Linked DNA regions of Homo sapiens: region 2 is linked to region 1. The links are chromatin loops, found by intact Hi-C in ENCODE. Cell type or tissue: mammary epithelial cell. All regions are shown on one strand. Links, peaks and the distances in the headings refer to the core of each region. The heading gives the core; the rest is flanking DNA.

Evidence for each region. Hi-C counts contacts between places; a loop is a spot of excess contacts. Peaks named below come from ENCODE experiments on the same cell type or tissue, not always from the same donor. Only the 100,000 strongest peaks of a DNase experiment are listed, where the experiment ranks them.
Region 2: a loop joins it to region 1, with 4 times the contacts of the local background. A loop is called at or near these places in 3 of 110 quality-filtered maps.

Annotation. Positions count from the first base shown.
Region 1 is chr6:11,596,438-11,608,080 of GRCh38, reverse strand. No RefSeq gene overlaps it. Among named protein-coding and RNA genes, the nearest start is that of TMEM170B, 65 kb to the right of the region's middle. In mammary epithelial cell, for the core only: no CTCF peak of the experiment used is centred there; no DNase peak of the experiment used is centred there; H3K27me3 peaks cover 286 bases.
Region 2 is chr6:12,217,652-12,229,294 of GRCh38, reverse strand. No RefSeq gene overlaps it. Among named protein-coding and RNA genes, the nearest start is that of EDN1, 67 kb to the left of the region's middle. In mammary epithelial cell, for the core only: no CTCF peak of the experiment used is centred there; a DNase peak (open chromatin) is centred at 6,544; H3K27ac peaks cover 735 bases.

The DNA.
Region 1 (11,643 bases), core at 1,740-9,739:
GGAAGACTGGATTGGTATTAACATGGTACTTTCTGGAGAATAGAAAACTCAAACCCACAAACATACAATTAGGATTTGACAAAAGGGCCATCACGGGTGTCAAGAAGGATACATTTTAATGGGACAGACAGAAGAACCTGGACCATCTGGAACAACACACAGAAATGAGCCCCTGCCCACAAGCCCAAGGAATCTCTACCCTTAGACATCCTTGAAGCCAGTGCTCTGAAATGGCCAGTTTCCATCTTGTCTGTTGGTAGAAGAAAGGCTGCAAAGAGAGACTTCAGGATTTTCCCAAGCTCTCTTTTCCCAAGATTCTGTGAATTTCTCCGTCCATCTCCCAGGGGCAGGAATTCACACCACATCAAACCTCCCGACAATGCTGGCAGCGTGGCTGGTGTGAAAGAGACTCTGGACTTGGATCAAGAAGGGATGGAGTAGAGTGAGGCTGAGATCAAAAAGCAGGAAGAACAGCCTGGGGAAAGAGCTGGGGAGGAGCTGGCTCTGCTCTTTGCACTTACACCGGTTTCTACTGGACCAGCTTTAGTTCTGCAGCATTTTCCAGAAAGCCTTTTCCTGGCAACGTTGAGATTATTTCTAAAATAAACACAAACCACTTTGCATCTCTCTCCGTAGGCTGTGATGAACAGAAAGAGGCCTTGGAGAGCCGTGGGACTCAGGAGCTGGAGCCAGGCTTGAGACGGGGTCCAGAAGGAGCAAGATGGGATGCCTTTGGACTGAGACCTTAAATTCCACCCAGTTTATTACAACCATGCTCACTCCTCTACCTGCCCTGCCCCAATCGGTGCAAACTGCCTTCTCCAGTCTTGCTTCCTCTCTAATCCATAGGTTGTCTCTGTTTTAAGAAGGCAAGTGGCCAGTGAGAGCCTTAAACTACCTTAGTGTTCTCTAAATAAGATATGCCTCCATGGAGTTGTAAAAGTGGATCTTTGCATGTCACAAAATCACATATGCATGCCAGGGCCCTTTTTGCCATGGTGGGGAGTGGAGGGATGCAGTGAGACATGCTATATATTTCTTGTCTTTAAGACAACAATCTTGTTAAGAATGAAGACCAATTCTAATTGAATCCTAAATTCCTTTCCTTACCAACTGCAACAAGAGATGCCAATGCAAATCTATTTCTAGACTGAGATAGCTTCAAATTAAATTTGGAATAAAATTTCAGGAGAAGGGTCATTTCTGGCTTTCAAAGGCAAACCCAGAATCAGGCAGCCCCACTTCCTGTTAGGGTCACTTTCCCCTCTGAAAATGAATGATACATGGAGGCAGGGAGATGACAGGTGTTTAAAATTTAAACCATGTTGCCTGGGGTGGGTGCCGATCCTGGCATGCCGCCCTGGCACCCACATGATAATGAGGTGCTTGGCTGGAATCTCTGGCTGAGGGCTTTTGTTGGAAAAGGTAGCAGGCAAGCCCAAATAGCTCCCCAACAGATATAATGGCTTAATTATTACTTTAATCAGTAAGGCCGAGGTTCCTTAAAGGGCAGCTTCCTTCCCTTAGTTTTTTTCATCCCACTGGCTGCACTCACAGCTGACTGTTCTGAGCACGGTCCTGTAACGAGAGGGCACATGGCCAACTGGATCTTAAACCAGCTTTGTGCACTGTAAACAAGATGTACTCTAATTATAAAAGAGGGTAAATGGAAGAGCCCAACAGGCGGAGGAAATTGAACATGGGTACAGAGTCGGTTGACTCAGAGGTTAACTACCCATTGAAATGGAGTCTAAAATGAGAAGCGACCTTTCTTCAGCACGGTTTTCATTCCATGCTTGATCCACAAAGGAACAGATACTCCACAAGATAAAGGCACCCGTGGCTAGCGGACAGCCTTGACTTGGTTCGTTGGATTTTCACAAGCTTGCCAAAAAAAAACAAGGGGGTGGGCGAGGAGCATCTGCTTTTTACAAAGAGACTGAAATGTAAAATTAATGTTCCAGGTCTTGTTTTAGAAACATGCACCTCAGAGCAGCTAGGCTGCACTGTTTCTGTCTGAAAGGTTAGGATGGCTCATTTCAACGACCCATCCCACCCTCCCACCCTGCCCCACCTGCCTGCATTCAGCTCAGGGCAGCTTCTAAATAAGCCTCTTTGTACAAAGCCAGCGTGCCTTGCTTGCTCTGGGAAAAACTTGATAGTAGTGGCTTCCCTCCTCTCTGCCCAATCGCATTTCTGGAAAATGGATTTTCAGGTTTCAGTTTCACCCAACTCTACCCAGGGCTTGTTTTCCTGGAAGGTTCAAGTTTTCTTTGCAGATTTTTCCTGGGAGGCCTCAACTCTTTCCCCAGTCCTGATAGCTTTAAATTCTATTTTCAACCTTTGCACACGATAACCCTTTTTGTTCTCTTGGAGCCCTCATGCTGACACAATGCCCTTCCTCCTTTATAATCTGTCTGTCTTTCTATATATTTATCTCCGCAGGAATGTAGCACCAAAGAAAGAAAAGTTAGTAACAGGGTTTACTCCCTGCAGCCTAGTTGGCTGTTTATGTCTCTCTATACGAAGTATTCACCCCAGAAAGGAATGTGTACAGCTCTGGGCATCCCAGAAAACAAGCCATCCCAATGCCAGGTAACTCAGTCAAGCACAGAGGGAACTCATAACAGATATATTTTTCTTCCTTTGTTTTAGAACAAATGATGCCCGTAAGTGCTCAAATGTGAGTGGGGAAAAAGGAGGGTGTTAGAAGAAACAAAATAGTGGTGTTGCAACCGTGTTTTCTTCCTTTCCCAGGGCTCTGTGTGCACCCCACCCTCATGGCAGCCCAGCCAAGAACAGGAGATGATTCTTGACTGAAGGCTCCAAAATGACACCCCTGTTTTTGTTCTTTCCTGGGGTTCTCTGGGGACAGTGGCTGCCTGAATAGCTTCTCCAGTGATCAAGAGGTCCTGTCTGTGGTGTTCTGATGAGTTCTTTGTACTCTGTTTTCTATTCCAAGTTCCTAAAACAAAGGTGATGCATGTTTAACTGAGTATTCAAAAAAAGAAGCTTCTGGAAGCTGATAAAAATTGACTACTGTCAGTTTAGAGGCAGAATCCTTAGTTTGCTGTTTCTTCTTCCTCTTCTTTCTTCTTCTCCTCCTCCTCCCCCTCCTCACCCCCCCTTCCTCCCCCTCCGCTCTTCCTCCCCCACCCTCCTCCCCTTCCCCTCCTCGTCCCCCTCGCCTTCCTCCCCCTACCCCCCTTCTCCTCTCCCCTTCTCCTCCCCCCTCCTCCTTCCCCCTCCTCCTCTCCCCTCCCTCTTCTTCTTCTTTTTTTTGCTATTATATTCTTCCACAGAATCTTTCACATATCTGTGATGAAATTTTGAAAGTCAAGAATGTGTCTAGGGACCCGCGTAATAGTGAAAACCTGCTGATCACGGCCCTCCTGCCTCTAACCATGACAAAATCCACAAAATCGTATGTATGTATGACTTGCCCAAAGCACAAATTCTGATCCGTCTGTCCTCACCCCTTCCATCTCCCTTCCCTCCTTCCCACTTTACCAGCTAGTTTAAGTCATCCTGGTATTACTGCTTTTGCCAGGGGATTAAATTTCTTACTGCAATAAAACCTTCTCTTCCATGCTACCCTGTGAGGAAGCACCCGTCCTAACTCTATGGTCAGCCCCGTACCACCCAGCTGATCTCCTGGAGATAAGCATCAACTCTCTGGTGCTGACAACTTCCTCATCCTTCTATGTCCAGTCCATCAGCCCCAGACAGGGTGCCCTGCACAGTCAGTCCTGCCACCCCAATACTTTAGGTCATTTGGTACCTTGCTCCAACTTAGGAGGGCGACTTCTTGGTTACTCTGTTACTTTTCTCTCTCACCTCATGCCCTGCAATTGTGATCAACTGATAGGTGCTCTGGCCCAGCTTTCCAGGGCATGGCCCTTGTCATGTGTCTCTCCAACTACTCCCTGGTTGGGTCAATCCAAGACTCTGGGAATTCAAGGCCTGGCCATTACCAAGCCTACTAACTTTGTGGATGAGCCAGTGCTCATGGGAACCTGGTTTGAATTCTGATCAGGATAGTTGGACCTCAGCGTTGGTGAAGTCTTTAGGATGGGACTTGAAAGGAACGATCTGAGAAGGAAAACCAGATTCTCCATCACCCTTTTCTCATCTGATCTAAGAGCCTCTGCTCCTAAGATTCCTCTGTAGAAAGGCCCAGTCTTAAGAAGTGACTTTGGTTGGCTGAGAGACCCCAAGAAGTAATCCTCTGTGTTATTTCCAAACGGTAGAACCAAACTCAGGGTCCCAGTCAACCTCGCCTGGCACTGGAAAAAGGATGATTAGCTGATTGGCTGCTGCTGCTGGAACTCACACAGATGTCCTCTGGGTAGCTCAGCATTGCACATGAGCCCAAATAAGTGCAGGGATGAAACAGAGTCAATGCCTTCTGCAGCAGTCATCCCAATGCAGGTGGATTCAGTCAACATGTATCCCATGATGGGTACGTATTTTAAATCACTACAGGAAATGAAAAACCAATAGTCATTGCAGAGATAAAGACAGACATACACAAATAATAAAGGGCAGAGTGTACATTATTAATAATGATGTGTAATTACAGACCCAAATAAAGTGCTGTAGGAGCACAAAGAAGGAAGAAGTGACTTCCATTGGGAGAGAGGAGCAGAAGAGGGTGGGGAAGTGGGCTTTTGTCACCCAGGCCTTGTGAGCAGGATCTCAAAGAAGCAATTCTTACTAAATGAACTAAATGAAAAGTCTTTTGAGTGGCTATTTTTCTTGACTCATAGCTGTTGCTTCAGAACCTCTCCTGTCTTATATAATTACAGATTTTGAGGTATCTTGGAGGAAGGACTCCTAGGCAGGACAAATATTCTAAATATCAAATAACCAGTAAGGCACAGGCAATAGCCATGGAAATGGGCATACTGTGAACAATGGGCACAGCTGGGCTGGTGCACACCCACTGATATCATCCCCACTTCCAGGGGCCATTCGCAGAGGTAACAGATAAAGTCCAAAGAAGAAAGAAAAATAAGGCTAGAATGTACATATAGAGAAAATGAACAAAGCCTGTACATTTGGAAAGAAGCGGGAGTGGGAAGGGCAGGAAGATTAGGAAAGAAGACACAGGAATGATTTCAAGGGTATGAGAAAAATCAAGGCAGAGAAGTGCCACTGCAGCCCGGGAAACACAGTTTGAAAAAGGGGAGGCTAACGTGGCATGGGGAGGGGGAGGATCATGATTGAGGAAACGTCCTTTGGTCCAGGCATCCAGGAAGGCTGAGGTGGAAGAAGTCGGTGAGAGAGAGTGAGGGTGAGGCTTCTGCAGGTGTGGGCTGGGAGTGGACACTCCACCTCCAAGAAGGGTGGCCCTGGGAGGGAGGAGGAAGATGTGCTGGTAGATCAAAGGAAGAAGGAGGCTTGGGTTTTCTTTTTCCAGTGTAGGAGTCTAGGGAGATGTGAGACTATTCATAATCTGTAGCGAGAGAGTCACAGTGCAATGGAAGACACAGGTCATGGGACAAAATCAACGGAGATTGTAGGAGGACCAATGCTCAAGTTCAGGGACAAAGGGGACATTCTCCTGTAAGAGGAAGAGGAAGACATCATTCCTGAAAAGTTAAAGGAGAAAGGGACAGGTAAGAACAGCAAACATTCAGTGTGGTGAGACAGGTTGCAGAGTCCCTCTTGGATGAGTCAGAGGCATTTGCCAAGTAAGGTCAGGTGAGGGGCAGCAGTAGATGTGGCGCTGGGTCTGGCAAGAGTGAAAAAGGTTTGGAAGTCCCTGTCTGGTTAAACAGAAGAGAATGGGAATATACATGGGAGGTCTGGACCACACAGAGCCTTTAAAATAAAAGCACACATGCCCTGAAGGCTCACTAGTTTCTAACAGCTTAACTTTGAGCGTCCAGGGAAGAGTGAACACAATAAGACTAAGACTTTCTGAGAAAAGGAAAAGACTTGTATCCATTCCAAGAGTTGGTCCAACAGCAAAGTCAGACCTCCAGGTTGCTCCCTGCAGGGACAGCCTGCCCACTCCCAACCTTACCTTTGTAACCTGATACCTGTTCCCCCATCTAGCTTTCAACCCTGAGGCCCACGCCCCCGACCCAGGACCCAGCTGTGAGTCTCTTGGAAGTCATGACCCCAGGCATGGCTGGAGCCAGCCTAACAGAAAGGAACAGCAGGAAATTCCCTATATGATGGATAGAATGAGGTGCATGCAGAAAATGTGTTACCACTTTAGAACTTCCTATTTCACTATTAGAAATGTGCCTTTAAGGCCGGGCACGGTGGCTCATGCCTGTAATCCCAGCACTTTGGGAGGCCAAGGCGGGTGGATTGCCTGAGCTCAGGAGTTTGCGACCAGCCCGGGCAACACAGTGAAACCCTGTCTCTACTAAAATACAAAAAATTAGCCAGGCATGGTGGCGGGCACCTGTAATCCCAGCTAATTGGGCAACTGAGGCAGGAGAATCGCTTGAAACCGGGAGGTGGAGGTTGCAGTGAGCCAAGATTGTGCCACTGCACTCCAGCCTGGGTGACAGGGCGAGACTCCGTCTCAAAAAAAAAAAAAAAAAAAAAAGAAAAGAAAGAAATGTGCCTTTAAAATCAAAATGGGAAGAAATAGTAACTAGGTTGAGTGATGGATGGGTTAGCTGGATGGCGGTAATCATTTCACCATGTGTACAGATATCAAAACATCATGTCATACACCCTAAATATATGCAATTATTTGTCAATCATACCTCAATAATGCTGGGGGGAGATATCAAAATGGGAAAAGCAGCACATAAAGAGGGAGGTCAGTTGTGGGCAATTGTGGATTGCCTTGACCCTCTGCCTGTTTCTAAAAATTAGCCAATATCAGCTATCCCAGGGAATGAGAGTGGTGGAAGGTGACTGGGATAGGCCATTTTGGAAAACAGAGTGGAACTGGACAGACTGCTACAGTGAGGACTTCAAGCGACAGGAACACTGAGTACTTGAGATTTTAGGATGAGAGGGAAAAGAAATGGAGATGAAAAGCCTATAAAAAGGAAAGGTAGACGGGAACCAAAACAAAATGAAGCCTTGTATGCTCCATAATTTTACTTGGAGTTGACTTTGTCTGAGGGACAGTGGAGTATTTTGAGAAAGAACCAGTCAGCAGAGAATTTTGCAGAGCCCAGAGTGGGATTAGGTCAGAGTTTATTCCGGCAAAGCAATCCACCCAGGTTCAGCGGAATCAAGTTAGGGAGGTCTGGAAGGAGGACGGGAAAGAAGGAAGAAGAATGGGAAGAAGGGAAGAAGGAGGCGGGAAAGGGCGGGAGGGAGCCATATGGGAATATTTCGAGAATCCAGAGCTGGTTCCACAGACACATTTCAACATGGGAATGCCAGATGCTAGCAATGATTGGATACTGCCTGGTTCAGAAGGATGAGCTGCTGGGCACCTAGGCCCCCCAAAAGTCCACGCAAGCTTGAATATTCTGACTTCTGGCTTAGCCCCCTCCCTTCCTCCCTTCTGAGTATTAGTAACATAACATTCTTTCGATAATTTTTCTTTTAAAGGAGATACTACTCTTACTAAAAGGTCAACCAGCTAAAAATATTTTGCTCGGATTTTCCATGCACTTCTGTTCATGATTTCTTTGCTTCCAGCCTTGCCTGGGAGAAATGACCGAAGCATTTTCCACCCGCAGGGAATCGTTTTCCAGGCATTGGTGCCAATGTTTGTCTTCTCACTCTTCCTTCCCTGCTTTACCCTTTTTGGTCTTATCAGTAACTTTCGGAAGAACCAAATGAAATATTTTATTTTTAAGGAAAGAGTCCAACCTCTCTTTGACATTTTAAGCCAAAGGGCCCGAGTTCCTTTTTAGTAAACCCCTTTACGAGAGCAGAGGCAGGGCCCTGTGTCATGCGGGATGGAAATGGGGGTTTTCCTTGAGGCAGGACCCCAGGTGTGATGGGGCACCTGATGGCCCATGGATAGGAACAGCAGCTGTGCCCCTGGTATAACAATTTGAGGGGTGCCCCAAATGGTACCTGGAATTCCTACTGGCAGAATCACTTTTTTGGGCCAAAACATGGAAGATCTCTACTCAACCTTCTCTTCCTGGAATGCTCTTTCCTCCATTTCTCTACCAGGTGAAATTCTACTCATTCTTGGGATGGAGTCTCACTCTGTTGCCCAGGCTGGAGTGCAGTGGTGCCATCTCGGCTCACTGCAACCTCCGCCTCCTTGGTTCAAGCGATTCTCCTGCCTCAGCCTCCTGAGTAGCTGGGATTATAGGCACATGCCACCACGCCCTACTAATTTTTGTATTTTTAGTAGAGATGGGGTTTCACCATGTTGGTCAGGCTGGTCTCAAACATCTGAACTCGTGATCCACCCACCTTGGCCTCCCAAAGTGCTGGGATTACAGGCGTGAGCCACCGCACCCAGCCCTACTCATTCTGTAGTACACAGCTCAAAGTGTACCTGCTTGGGATTAGTTGTTTTGTTTTCTAGGTTCTCATAGCAGCTGACTCCTACCACCGTCATGGTACTCAACTTATCATTTATCTGCTTGCGTGCCTGTCTTTCCATAGCACACCCTGTCCCCGTGAGACCCTTCCGTGCTTCCAGGTCAGCCTCAGTCTGATTATCTAAGTAAAAATAAGACCTGGAACTTAATGGGTACTGTTAAAGAAAAAATTATGCTGACACTTGTCATTATGGCAAGGAAGACTATATTCAAAACTATTACAATAGGAGAGAGAGATTTAGTTCAACCCCAAATGCAGCAAGGATATGCAGGGATTTACAGCAAGGAACAGAGTGAGGGGGAAAGTGACTAGGAATTACTAAGAGGAGACCTCAGCAGGAGGGAGATTCTGGCTAAACCGACATAGCAGGATTCTTTGCTAAAATTTGTCTGGACAGAACAAGGATTGGGGGGGCCACGGTCAAGGCCTAATGAAAAAGAGGGCTTAGAGGAGCCTAACTAAATTTTGGTCATGGAGCAACTCTTTGTCAGTACCAAAGAGTTTATAAAATGAAAGGATCTATCTCTAAGAAGTAGCTCATTCTTGTCATTTAGCCCTATTCACCTTCTTCTCTCGGTAAACAGTTACTAGCCATGTGACCAAGATTCTTTCTTTGACCAAACTGTAGGAGGATCCTCTGAACTCTCTTCTCAACTATGCCTTGACCTTTGGACTTCCGTGTCAGTCTTTGCATTGCCCAATTTAGCAAGAATCTTGCTAAATCTGTTTAGCCGGAATCTCCCATCCTCGGTATCTCACCAGGTTCCTCGTCTCCACCGTCTCCTAGGTGATATGTGATCACACTGGTCTGTCTTCAGTCAGAATCCTGCTAGGTTACTTTAGCAGAATCTCCTGTTACCTTTGATGTTTTCTCTAGGAATTTTTCGTCCGCTGACCTTGTGTACTAAGAGCTGAGCCCAATCTCTCATGCCCACTGCAAAACCCCCCTGTGGTAGTCTTGATACCTACCTCGATAGTCCTGCTGAATAAAGTCTGCCTTACCATTCTTTAACAAGTGTCAGGAATAATTTTTTCTCGGACATGTTTTGTCACCAACCCTGGCTAGAGAACAAGCTGCATCCCTGGGCATTGCCAGGGGACTGGGAGGGTGGGCCTGGGGGCTGTGCTCTGGACAGGGAACCTGGGGCCATGGGTTCCTGAAGGCCAGGGTGCTGGAGGTAGGGGCTGCTGAAGACCAATCTCACCCCCATCACAATTGTGCCTGAAGCCAACCCTTGCCATCAGGATGCCAAATTCTTCTCTTATCCAATGAAACTTTCAACCTGTTTCTATTTCCTAGTCAAGGAGAGTTTCTTTTTTCTTTTTGCCATTAAAAATATTTTTATTTAAATATTAAAAAGTAGCATGCCTTTTTTGTTTCAAGGTCTTTTGTGTTTTGAGAACATCCTTCAGCCCAAAAGTGGTTCCCATGGGAATTTCTTTTAAGGCTACAAAACCCGAGAATGCAGGAGTGAATGGTAGACAGCAGATGTGCCCAGGGGAGGATGAAAGTAAAAGCTGAGTTCTGCTTGTTTTTAACCTGTTTTTCTCAGGATCGTCTCCTCCCATAAGGAGCTTTGTGTCAACATGATATGACTCTCCACAGAGTTTATAGAACTGGGCAGAGATCATCTGATCTGTCCCTGACATGTCAAAGCTTGGAAGGAAAAAGAAAAAGGAAGGGAAGAAAAGAAAAAGACTGAGATAAAGAGGTAAAGGCATTTGCTGAAGTCCCCAACTGTCTCAAGGGGCAGGACAGGAATTTCCATGTCTCACGAGGGAAACTTACATGCTGTTGGTGGGCATGTAAACTATTACAACCACTATGGAGAACAATATGGAGATTCCTCAAAAAATTAAAAGTAGAACTACCATATGATCCAGTACTCCTACTTCTGGATATATATTCAAAGAATATGAAACTACTATGTCAAAGGCATACCTGCCCTCCCCTGTTTATTGCAGCACTATTCACAATGGCCAAGATATGGAATCAACTTAAGAGTCCATCAATGGATGAATGGATAAAGAAAATGAGGTATATTCACACACAGTGGAATTCTATTCAGCCATATAAAATAATGAAATCCTACCATTTGTGACAACATGGATGAGACTGGAGGATGCTGTGCTGAGTGAAACACAGGAAGGCAAAACACAAGACCTCATTTCTATGGGAAATCCAAAAAGGTCTAACTCATAAAAGCAGAGTGAATGGAGGTTACCAGGGGCTGGGGGGCAGGGGAGAGGCGATTAGGGAGATGTTGGTCAAAACATACAAAACTTCAATTAGAGGAATGAGTTTCAAGAGATCTGATAACATGGTGATTATAGTTAATACACTTGAAATTGCTAAGAAAGTAGATTGTAAGTGTTCTCACCACAAATAAATAAGTACAGTTATGTGCTAAATAACAACGTTTTGTTCGATGATGGACCCCCCCATGACAGTGGTTCCATAAGACTGTCAAAGAGCTGAAAAATTTCTATGGTTTAGTGACATGGGGCAAGGCATTACTGGTGTTTGTGGCGATGCTGATGTAAGCAAATCTGCTGCACTGCCAGTCATGTAACGGTCTACCGCATACAATGATGTATGCTACATAATACTTGATAGTGGAAATAAACAACTCTGCTACTGGCTTATTATGTATGATGCTGTACTTTTTATTATGGTTATAGAGTGTACTCCTACTTATCAAAAAAAGTACACTCTATATTTGCACAAGGACAGAATCTAACAACACATTTCTCAGAAAGTATCTGTGGTTAAGCCACACCTGACTGTAGATGAGTCAATGCATATGTTAATTGGCTTGGTTTCGCCATTGCACAAAGCATACATCTATCAAACCGTGATATTGCACACCATAAATATATATTATTCTTATTTGTCAACTTGAAAAAGGCTTTTTTTTTTTTTTTTGGAAACAGAGTCTCGTTCTGTTATCCAGGCTGGAGTGCAGTGGTGCCATCTTGGCTCACTGCAAGCTCTGCCTCCTGGGTTCACGCCATTCTCCTGCCTCAGCCTCCCGAGTAGCTGGGACTACAGGCGCCCGCCACCACGCCCGGCTAATTTGTTTCTATTTTTAATAGAGACAGGGTTTCACCGTGTTAGCCAGGATGGTCCTGATCCCTGACCTCGTGATC
Region 2 (11,643 bases), core at 2,268-10,267, 620 kb before region 1:
CTACCTTCAGTTTCCTTATCTGGAAAACAGAATACCACGTTGACCTTGCAGGATTGTTTAACAGATTCTCCCTCTAGTTCAAGCTGCTCTCACGGTGTTCTGTCTCTTACTTGTCCCCCAGTATGCGTTCTTTCACTAGTAAAGCGTAAATTCCACCAGGGCAGGTACCGTGTCTCTTTTCCTCACCATGTGTACCCCCAGAACCGCATGTACTGGTGTGCCTCTTGCATAAGCAGGAGCACAATAAATGTCTGTTGAACGAACTTCTGTAAGAGAGTCACTGTTAGGTTAAAGTTCTTCAAAAGTGCATCGCTGCCCATAGAGCAAAGTTCAAACTCCTTAGAGTGCCATAAAAGCTGTTTTTGAGTCAGCTCCTGCTTACCAAGATCTAACTCAGCTCTCGGCACCCTCCTCCCTCCTCCCAAGGCTTCTGGGCATGCCTGTGCAGGTGGCATCCTACAGGAGGGCTCCCCGACAAAGGCTCATATAGAGGCTGACCTCAGCCTCCTGGTGCACAGCGGAGAGACTCAATCATCCCAGAGGAAGTCTCTTTTTTCTCATTGGTTGGCCTAGAGAGGGGACGCCCTTCTGCAATTTATTCACCTCGAGATGAGAAGTTTCTACTTTGCACAACAGCCCATGCACAGAGCAGCATCTGTAAGCTTCAGCCATGCAGTTTCGTTTCCAGTACCCTCAGGCTGCTCCAAGAGCTCTTGCCTCTGGGCTTTTGAAGCGTTGCTCTTTCTTTACCTGGCTAAATACCATTTCTCCTTCAGGTTTCGGCTTAAATATCACTTCTTCCCCAAAGCCTCTCTGACCCCCAGGATGGTTACTGGCCACTCAGCACGCCATGCTTGCCTCTTTTCTAGCATTCATTCATTTACCCACTCACTTATATAATGATTATTTATTAAGCGCCAGCCAGAGTAAGGTGCCAGTGTATGGCAGTCCACAAGATGGACACAAGTCCTGTCTCTTGGAGCTAACAAAACATCAGCGAAGACAGGCATTAAATAAATCACTACACTTGGCCAGGTGTGGTGGCTCACGCCTGTAATTCCAGCACTTTGGGAGGCTGAGGTGGGCAGATCACTTGAGGTCAGGAGTTTGAGACCAGCCTGGCCAACATGGTGAAACCCTGTCTCGACTAAAAATACAAAAATATTAGCCTGACATGGTGGTGCATGCCTGTTATCCCAGCTACTCAGTAGGCTGAGGCAGGAGAACACTCGAACCTGGGAGGCGGAGGTCACAGTGAACTGAGATCACACCACTGCACTCCAGCTTGGGCGACAGAGCAAGACTCCACCTCAAAAAAAAAAAATTACTGCACCAAGAAATGTTTTATCTTAATTCTGAAGAGGCTCTAGGATGCAGTGGAAGTGTGTATCAAACTGGAGTAAGAGAATCACCCTTTGAGACTGTTTTGGAATTTTCTAAGTTCTTGTCTGTCTGCCTTCTGGGCTGTAGCATGCCTGAGCTCTAAATCTCATTTTTCTGAGTTATAGCCCCAGAGTTTAGCATAAGACACTCAATATGCACTCCATAAATTATAAATATTGCCGATATAAATATTACCATCTTGGAAATAGTCTCTACAAAGCTGTGTACTTTCTCACCTGTGACGAAACAGATTTTGAAGTACTTCTGTCCACAATTTTTATATGTCTCTGAATAGAGACAGTTAGTGGGGTGCACGTGTGGGAGAAGTCTTATAAAACTTGGGGCATTTTCTTTTTTAATATCTAGCCCCCCTTTCTTCCTCCTCCTTAGGAGGTATGAATCCTTCCCTGCCCCTCATCCCCCAGGCCTGAAGAACCTTTCCCCTTCCAACCCTCTCATAACTGGCTGCCACCATTTATGCCTTGCCTGAAGCTCATTCATACCAACTTGTTGATTCCCCCTGGTAGCTGCATTTTTAGACTTCTTTTCAATATCTAGCATGAAAGTTTGTATGTTCTGTAAAAGGAATGTCATGTGACTATGAAAAGTTAGGGGCACTTGAGATACGGGGCTCAGCATTGACATGTGAACTTCATTGCCTCACAAGTATTTGTGTTGTCATTGTGTGACAATACTGAGATATGTTACATATATTCTTTTGCATGACCCAAATACTGCCAATAATAAAATGTTTTTCTAGTTTTAATTCTTATTTAATATTCTCTTATTTTTAATTGACAAATAAGAATTGTATATATTACAGGCCAGGCGTGGTGGCTCACGCCTGTAATCCCAGCACTCTGCGAGGCTGAGGCGGGAGGATCATGGGGTCAGGAGTTAGAGACCAAGCCTGGCCAACATGGCGAAACCCTGTCTCTACTAAAATACAAAAAAAAATAGCTGGGCATGGTGGTAGGCATCTGTAATCCCAGCTACTAGGGAGGCTGAGGCAGGAGAATCGCTTGAACCCAGGAGGCAGAGGTTGCAGTGAGCCAAGATCGTGCCACTGCATTCCAGCCTCTGCAACAGGGTGAGACTCCACCTCAAAAAAAAAAAAAAAAAAAAAAGAATTGTATAAATTACAAGGTACAATAAGATGTTTTGATATATGTATACATTGTAGAAAAATTAAAGCTAATTAACATGCTAATTAACCTCACCTACTTACAAATTTTTTAGGGTGAGAATATTCAAAATTTACTCTTTCAGGTAAACAGGAGAAATAAGTGTTAGGGATCTATTGCATAGCATGGTGACCATAATTAATAATGATGTATTGTATACTGCAAAATTTCTAAGAGTAAGTTTTTAAACATTCTCACCACATAATAAAACTTTTAAATAAAAAATTACTGTTACTGAAGGCAAACTTGGTTAAACCAAGTTAAGATGAAACTGGTTTTTAAGAGGTTGAGGAGTCCTGAGTTGAAGGTACTACAAAATAGCTGCATGAGTTTCTCACCCTCTCCGTTACCACTCCCTTCCCCTTTGCTCACACATACCCAGGGATCCAGGGATCTAGGGCTCCTGGGCTATGGTGCCATCTGCCTTTGTATGTCCCTATCTGTGCTCCTATCTTTGCATCGGAATTTTGTCTTCAATCCTGCAGCTTGGCAGTTATGCTTTATGGCCCCAGACAGGCTGCTGACAGCACCCTCTAGATTCCCGAATCCCTGGGGAGCATGGACCTTATGGATGGGTGAAGAGTGTGTGTGTGTGTATATGCACATGCTTGTGTGTCCATGTGTTGGGGAGTCGTATTCAAGAAGATGGGTGAGAAGGAAGGACATGAGAAGATACCAGGGTCCTCAACTCCGGTTGCAAGGAAGAGCATTTCAGAACTAGGGCATCCCAACTACTTGGGGAGTAAAACTGAGAGTCTAATGATCTGTGTGCTCATAGGGGCTCCTGGAGTCAGTAAAGATCTTGGACATTGGTGCCAGTTATAAGCATCGAAGGAGTAATTGAAAGAGAAGAGGGCCAGGTGTGGTAGCTTGCACCTGTAATTCCAGGCGTGAGCCAACACACTTGGGGAGTTCAAGGCAGGAGTATTGCTTGCAGTCAGGAGTTCCAGACAAGCCTGGGCAACATAGTGAGACCCCTTCTGTAGAAAAAATTTAAAAAGTAGCCAGGCATGGTCATGCACGTCTATAGTCCCAGCTGTCAGGAGGCTGAGGCTGGAGGATTGCTTGAGCCCAGGAGGTCAAGGCTGCAGTGAGCTATGATCACACCACTGCACTCCAGCCTGGGTGACAAAGTGAGACCCTGTCTCTGGAAAAAAAAAAAAAAAAGAAAAAAAGAAGAGGAAATACATTATTTATATGCACAAATAATATGCCAGTCATATATGCCTATAATGTATCAGAAGAAATGTACTATAAATTATATTGGAGTAAAACAGCAAACTCTATTCCCATTCATGAAACATACATCAATAAACAGAGCAGAATTAAACATGGGCTACATCAGACTTTGAGTCAAAATATTTGGCCACAGTGGAGAAATACCAACCGCAGTTTTGCCTTGTTTCCTAAAGAGATGATCTTTCTGGAGGGGTTTTCTGAGATGAGGGGTTTCTCCCCTTTTCCCTTCAGTCTCCTCAGCCCCTTCTTCCTCCCCTTTAATACTTATAATGGTGAGAGTCTGTCAGGAATAACTCAAACAATGGATGACCTCAGAGAGTATAAGCATTTAGCGAGAACATCAGGTAGAGAGAGGGCTCAGGGAATAAGCCTAGCTGCAAAGAGTGAGGGGAAAGAGAATGAGAGACACACTTTTTTTGCTATTTTCAGCATTCGAGAGGGGAAAGTCCCACAGTAGAAGAGAGAGCCTGCAACAATGGAAGAAGGCTGCAGCCTGTATAAAAAAAATATTTTTACATGTGTAAGACATGCAGTTAAAATGTGCACACACAAATAAGCCAGAAAAAGAGCCATCTGACTCAATAATTAGTGTAAATATAACACTAATTTTAGTCCTGTGTGAAATTCCTCAAAATTTGTGATTAAATAACATGCAGTACAACCCATTTGTTCTTCAGCCAACATATACCAAGTGTTAATTGTGTGCTAGGCATTGTGCAATGTGCGCTCTTGCCCTCATGGATCTGACAGTCAAGTGGGCATGACAGTCGAATCAGGGAACTGCCCAGGAGAGAATGTGAGGCTGCACCTTTGATGGAGAGTTCCATGGTACCAGAGAGCATCTCAGAGTGGGATATACTCTCTTAGGAGGAACAGGAAAGGCTCTGAGAAATCTCTCCTGACAAATTATGTTTCTTGAGAAACAAAAATCCTACGGTTAAGATTGCTATTGCATTTAATAACAGTTGGAATTCATATTCCCTGGACCTCTGTTCTAGTTTGGCTATCACAGCGATGAGCCTGCCAGGTGAATTGAGCAAGTTGGGAACTTATTGTAAATGTCAGCTTCTGGCTTCTTTCAAATCACTCAAGATTTAAATATCAAAGATGCAACTTCAGGACTTTCTCTTTTCTTCTAACTTTACATGCAATGTCTGGTTTTGCTCAATTGTCTACTTATTTACCCATCAATAAATATTGAGCTACAGACACTGTACCCTATGTTAAGTGTTCAGAGCACAGAGGCTAGTTAGAGATACCAGGGTGTTAGGAAATGTATGAAATGAATATATAATTACAAATTGCAATGACTATTGCTTTATGGGTCAAAGTTTGTAATTATGGACAACAGGATACACTATAGACAAATTAAGCAGACAGGCGTGCATTAAGAGTACAGCTAGCTCCATATTCTAAAGAGGCCTAAAGAAACAACTCTAGGCCAAAATTCCAAGATCATCGCCCCCAACTATTGCAGAACTAGGCCACCGAGGGAGCTCCTGCCCTTGTTAAGGAGAGAATCTCACATCCTCTGCCAGGACCCCGGCCAGTCAGATGAACCCCTCTATCCAGCTCTCTCTCACCATGTAGCAGCATGTCTAAACCACCTCCCACAGGTATGTCTGATGGGCAGAATCTCAACCATTTCTAGAACCCAGCTGCAATGGAGCCTGGGAAAGGCAGTTTGAGTCTTAGGCCCTGCCTTCGAGAAGGAGACTGGAATGCATGTTAAGGGAGCCCCACACAGTTGGCTACGGCCTCCGAGGGAAAGAGCAGGGAACTGACAGAGAAAAATAACACCAGGCATCTGCTTTAGTTTGAGTAAGAGAACAAGGCCATTCCTAGGAAGCAGCTTTTAAAGTCAGTGCAGAGGAAGGAATAGGATTCAGTTCATCAGTGTGTGCAAAGGCCCTGAGGTAGAATTTGACAGTGAGAACACACAGGAAAGTGAAGGAGGAGACTACGTGGGGAACATAGAGCAAGGCCTGAGAAGCTTGGAGAGGTGGAGGGGCTGATTGTTCAGGACCTCATGCTTTATTCTACCTGCAGTGAGAAGCCCTGAGGGGCCTTGAAAGGGGGATTTGGGTCTACGTTGTCATTAACGCATAGCCGACTAAATATGCTGTAATTCATTGTTAATGCTTTCTTCTGCAAGAAGCAAGATATGTGACTAAAAGGGCCCTAGAGAGAAGCAATTCCAGATTGGCTCAGTCATTCAGTGACTCCTGGGCCCTGGGGCAGCCTCTTCGTGGTCCTTGGTGCTGCTCCCACAGGTTCACAAGACTGTGGTTGCAGTGCCAAGTATCACGTGCTCCCTCGAACGAAGGCAGGGACCGGAAGAAACCTCTCTTTGAAAATTGGGGAAGAAAACCTGTTTTCCAGAAACCTTCACATTCCTTTGCCCAGGATTGGGTGCCATTCCTCTGCTGAGCTACAAACACACCAGGAATGTGATTATCTGAGATTTTCAGATTCTACAGTGGGAGGCAACCAGTGCCGAGAAAGCGTGGCTTTCGATAGGGAACCACAGCAAATGCCAGAGCTGTATTTTATCACAGCCATAAACTCCACACACACTCATGTCATCCACACAGAGCGAGCACAGCCTCGGAAAACACCCAGAACAAGACCAAAGTGAGTCTGGACTTGCCCAGCTAGAGAACACTAGAAACCCTAAGGCATGGAACGGGATGTCTAAAAAAAATCCACACTTGTATAAATCAATCAGTTTTTCCTCGGCAATTGCACTACTTAGAAACTTTGTTTATAAATGTATCGTTAGCATATCCATAGCACGATAAAACCCTAATGACAAGGTGCTTGTAGTATATACCAAGCCTCGCCATCAGACACAGGCCCGGGCAGGGTTAGGCTTGCCTGTGTCTACCCAGAAGCCACAGATAGATAGACTCCCGTCAGTCCTCCTACATTAGTGCTTGGCCATTTGCACACATGCGAATAAGCCTGATGTTCTTCCCCCTCTCTGTGACAGGGTGCCAGCGTCAGAGGAGTCTACCTGGATTGTACTCTTTGTAGTTGGTGTTACTACAGATCAATCATTTCTCTTTTTCAGACCAGGAACAGCATTTTACTTTCCTTATCTAGTTCTATTCTTTCATCATCTCAGAAGAGTTCCAAATTTCTCCCTCCATCAAGTAAGGGGCTAAGTCGTGTTTTCCAGTTATTGTTGTTTGCACAAGACAGAGGCAGGCAGGCACACCCCCAGATATATGTTATTTTCTGTTTCTTTCTAATGCTTGTTGGATAGAGACTAACGACCCTGCCAGACCCCAACGCCATGAAAAATCTGGACTGCTGCCCTCTTGCACACTAAGGTGGAGTGGGGAATATTCAGCTGCCTCTTTTGTTCTCATTAGACTTTCCCTAATGTATTCCCAACTCCCTCTACCAAAATCCCGGCTCCGGCTGCTCTCCATCTGGGAGAGCAGGGTTTACAGCTGTCTCTGGCTCTGACAGTGTGGTTTTGTGACCAACAGCATGAGGGGCTTGCTGTTACATAGAATGGACTCTACTCCAGAGATTTGTCTGTGAAATGTCTAGTTGGAGGTGTAGAGAAAAGGAAAGAGGCAGAGGGATAGAGAAACAGAGAGGAGAATTTCTATGAAAGCCTTCAGCTAAATTCAAGATAAAGTGTAGAGTATGATAATGCATTTTTGCAGGGAGGGGTGTGGAGTCTCGCTCTGTCGCCCAGGCTGGAGTGCAGTGGCGCTATCTCTGCTCACTGCAGTCTCTCTGGCTCGGGTAGTCCTCCCACCTCAGCTTCCAAGTAGCTGAAACTACAGGTATGCACCACCACACCCGGCTAATTTTTGTAATTTTAGTAGAGGTGGGGTTTTGCCATGTTGCCCAGGCTGGTCTTGAACTTCTGCGCTCAAGCAATCTTCCTGCCTTGGCCTCTCAAAGCACTGGGATTACAGGCATGAGCCACCAGGCCTGTCATAATGCATTTTTAACGTTGCAAAAGAAGTGTTAGCTCTGCTTTTTCCCTTGCCTGCTGCCCTGCAATTTAGAGCTTTAATGTTCAGCATCCAACCTGAGGCCCCGCCGTCTCTGTAATTCCAAAGCCTCCTATGAATAATGAAATAGAGTAGGAGAAAGGAAAGAGAAGGTAGAAGAGAAGTGAATAGAAAAAAAATGAAGATTGGATGAAAGAAAAGAGGAGAACATGATTATAAGTGTAAGTGATGGGATAAAATTGCTGGGGAGAAAGAATTCGCTCAGATAGAGAACTCTTGTACCAAACATCTGAGAGCCTGCTAAGTGCCAGGCCCTCTGCCGGGCACTGAACGCCGAATATGCAGAGATGATCAAGAAAGACAACTTTCCTGCTTTCATAGAGTGTGCATTCTACCAAGGGAAACCAAGAATAAACAAATAAACAAGTGTATGACGTAAGGTCAACAACCGATAAGTACTGTGAAGGGAAATCAGAGTAAAAAGATAGGGTGCAATAGGAGCATGGCAGGAGGCAAAGATCTCTCTAAGGAGGTATCATTTGAGAAGGGAATTCAAGAAAATGAGAGAGCAAAGGACTTCGATGTCTGGGAAAAGGGCACACCAGGCTTAGGAAAACGGAGAGAAAATATCCAGAGGTGGAAACAGTCCTGGTGAATGGAGTGAGGGAGCAGGACAATGAGGGGGAGGGATGAAAAGGGAAGGATGGCCCAGAGAAGTGCCAGGAGGAGCCCTGGGAAATTGTAGTCAGGAGACAGTTTGTGCTTTGATTTTTATGTTAAAAAATGACTACGACACTGAAGAATGGCTAAAATAAAAGTGTTGGTGAAGATGTAAAGGAACCAGAATCTTCGTATCTTATGTGGGAATATGAGTCAATAAAGCCACTTGGGAAAATGGATTGACAGTATCTACTAAAGCTGAATGCACATATACTTTAAAATTTTTTTAATTATTTTTATTTTTTGAGATGGAGTTTCACTCTATCATCCAGGCTGGAGTGCAGTGGCGTGATCTCGGCTCACTGAAACCTCCACTCCCCGGGTTCAAGTGATTCTCCTGCCTCTCAGCATACCAAGTAGCTGGGATTACAGGCACCTGCCACCACACCTGGCTAATTTTTGTTTTTTGCTTTGTTTTATTTTTATTTATTTATTTATTTTTAGTGGAGTTGGGGTTTCACCATGCTGGCCGTGCTGATCTCAAACTCCTGATCTCAAGTGATCCGCCTGTCTCAACCTCCCAAAGTGCTGGGATTACAGGCGTGAGCCACCACGCCTGGCCCACACATATTCTTTTGACCAAGCAGTTCCACTCCTGCAAATAAATATACCCCCAAAGAGGCCAGGTTCAGTGGCTCACACCTGTAATCCCAGCACTTGGGGAGGCAGAGATGGAAGGATCACTTGAGGCCAGGAGTTTGAGACCAGCGTGGGCAATAAAATGAGACCCCCATCTCTAAATAAATAAATAAATAAAGCTAAAAATAAATAGAAAAATTTGAAAAATATACCCCAAAGAAATAACAGCTTCTGTTCACTAAAAATCGTGTACAAGAGCATTCATAGCATATTTACTCATAATAGCCCCAAGCTAAAAAATAGACCAAATGTTCTTTAACTTTACAAAGGATAAATAAATTGTGGTATATTCATACAATGGAAGATAACAGCAAAGAAAAATCACAAGGTACAGCTAAATACAAGAGAAGAAATTTTTTTCAGACCTAATGAAGAGATGAAAGAAACCAAATATGAAAGAATACATTCAGTATTTCTCCATTCATACGAAGTTCAAAAAAGTGGAGGTCATCTATCATGATAGAAGTCACATTTGTTACATTTGGGAGTTATAGACTGGGAGAGGTCATGGTTGAGGTTTCTGGGGTGCTAGAAGTGGTCTATATCCTCACAGATGTTCCACATACAATGTCTTCATTCGTTTGGGCACTATAACAAAATGCCTTGGACTGCATAATTTATAAACAACAGAAATGTAATGCTTATAGTTCTGAAGTCTTGGAAGTTCGAGATCAAGGTGCCAGCAGATTAGGTGTCTGGTAAGGGCAGACATGGATGTTGCCTTCATAGATAGAGCCTTCTAGCTGTATCCTAGCATGGTGGAAGAGTGAAAGGGGAGGTAAGCTTCGTCTAACCTCTTTTATAAGGGCATTAATCTCATTCAAGAGGGCTTTGCTCTCATGATCTAATCATCCCCTAAGACCTCACCTCTTAATACTATTGCACTGGGGGCCGGGCTTGGTGGCTCACGCCTGTAATCCCAGCACTTTGGGAGGCTAAGGCAGGCAGATCGCCTGAGGTCAGGACTTAAAGACCAGCCTGGCCAACATGGTGAAACCCCGTCTCTACTAAAAATACAAAAATTACATGGGCACAGTGGTGCATGCCTGTAATCCCAGATACTCCAGAGGCTGAAGCAGGAGAATTGCTTGAACCTGGGAGGTGGAGGCTGCAGTGAGCCAAGACTGTGCCACTGCACTCCAGCGTGGGCAACAGAGTGACACTCTGTCTCAAAAAAAAAAAAAAAAAAATACTATTGTGTTGGGTTTAGGTTTCAACATATGTATTTTGAGGAGGGGACACCAACATCAGACCAAAGCAAATGCATCTGTAAAAACTGAGTTGAACATTAAGATTTGAACCCCTTACGGAACATATGTTATACCTCAATAAATATTTCGGAAGATGAAAGGAAACAAGAAAAGACTGGCCTGATTTTCTGTAAGCATGCTGTGTAGGGTCAAGAATGGAGGCAGGGAGATCTTTAGGAGGCTGCTGCAGTAGCTTGGGAGAGGGAAAGTGGCTTGGACTAGGATGCTGGTAGGGAAGGTTCTGAAAATGGGTCAGAGTCAGGGGACATATGCTAATTTGGGATGACAAGACACGCTAACAGATTGGTTGTGGGATGTGAGATAAAAAGAGGAATCAAGGATGACTCCCAGGTTTGTGGTCTGGGAAACTAGGTGGAGGGTAGAGCTATTTGTGGACAAACAGGAGGGAAGAACCTAGAATCCTGTTTGGTACGCATGCCCATTGATATCCAAGTAAAGATGTGGAGTATAAACAGGGGTGCATATCAGTGTCCCTTAAAGGGGATTGTTGATATGCTTTTGGGAGTTACCAGCATATTCATGGTATTCAAAGCTATGGGGCAGATGAGAGCTTCAGGCGGTGGACTGTAGATCGAGAAGCGAGGTCTGTACCTAGGGGTACTCAAACATTTAGAGGCCAGGAAGGAAAAGAAGATCCAGAAAAGGAAACAGAGAAGAAGCCGCAGTGGGGAGGCAAAGGCAGGGAGAGGATAACAGGAAAAGTGCCTTGGAAGCCTAGTGAAGAAAATCAGGTGGAGCTGCAGATTCAAGGCTCAACTCCCAGGATTCAACTCAAATTGCAGACCAGTTTGAATTGGTCAGCAACAGAGCTACAGCCTCTCTGAACATTCAGAGGTTGCTGGCTCAACTGTTGCTGTAAAGTTGATAAGAACTGAGAGCTGATCATTGGATTTGGTAACATGGAGGTTATCAATGGCTTGGCAATGGCGGTTTCACTGAGTGTGTCAAAACTCAGATAGGAATGAGGAAATAGAGACAATCGGTATAGATAACTCTTGATGAGCTCACCATACAACAAAGCAGATACATGAGGAAGTGGAAGACAGGAGGATAGGACATTTTTATTTTAAGACGGGAAATATTAGAGCATGTCTGTATGCTAATGACAGATCCTGAAGAAAGGGAGGAAATAGTGATATGGGAGCAGTGGAGAAAATTAGAGTAGAAAAACCTTTAGCGGTGTCAGACAGATGGAACCCAGTGTTCAGAAGAGGGGTTGGCTTTAGACAG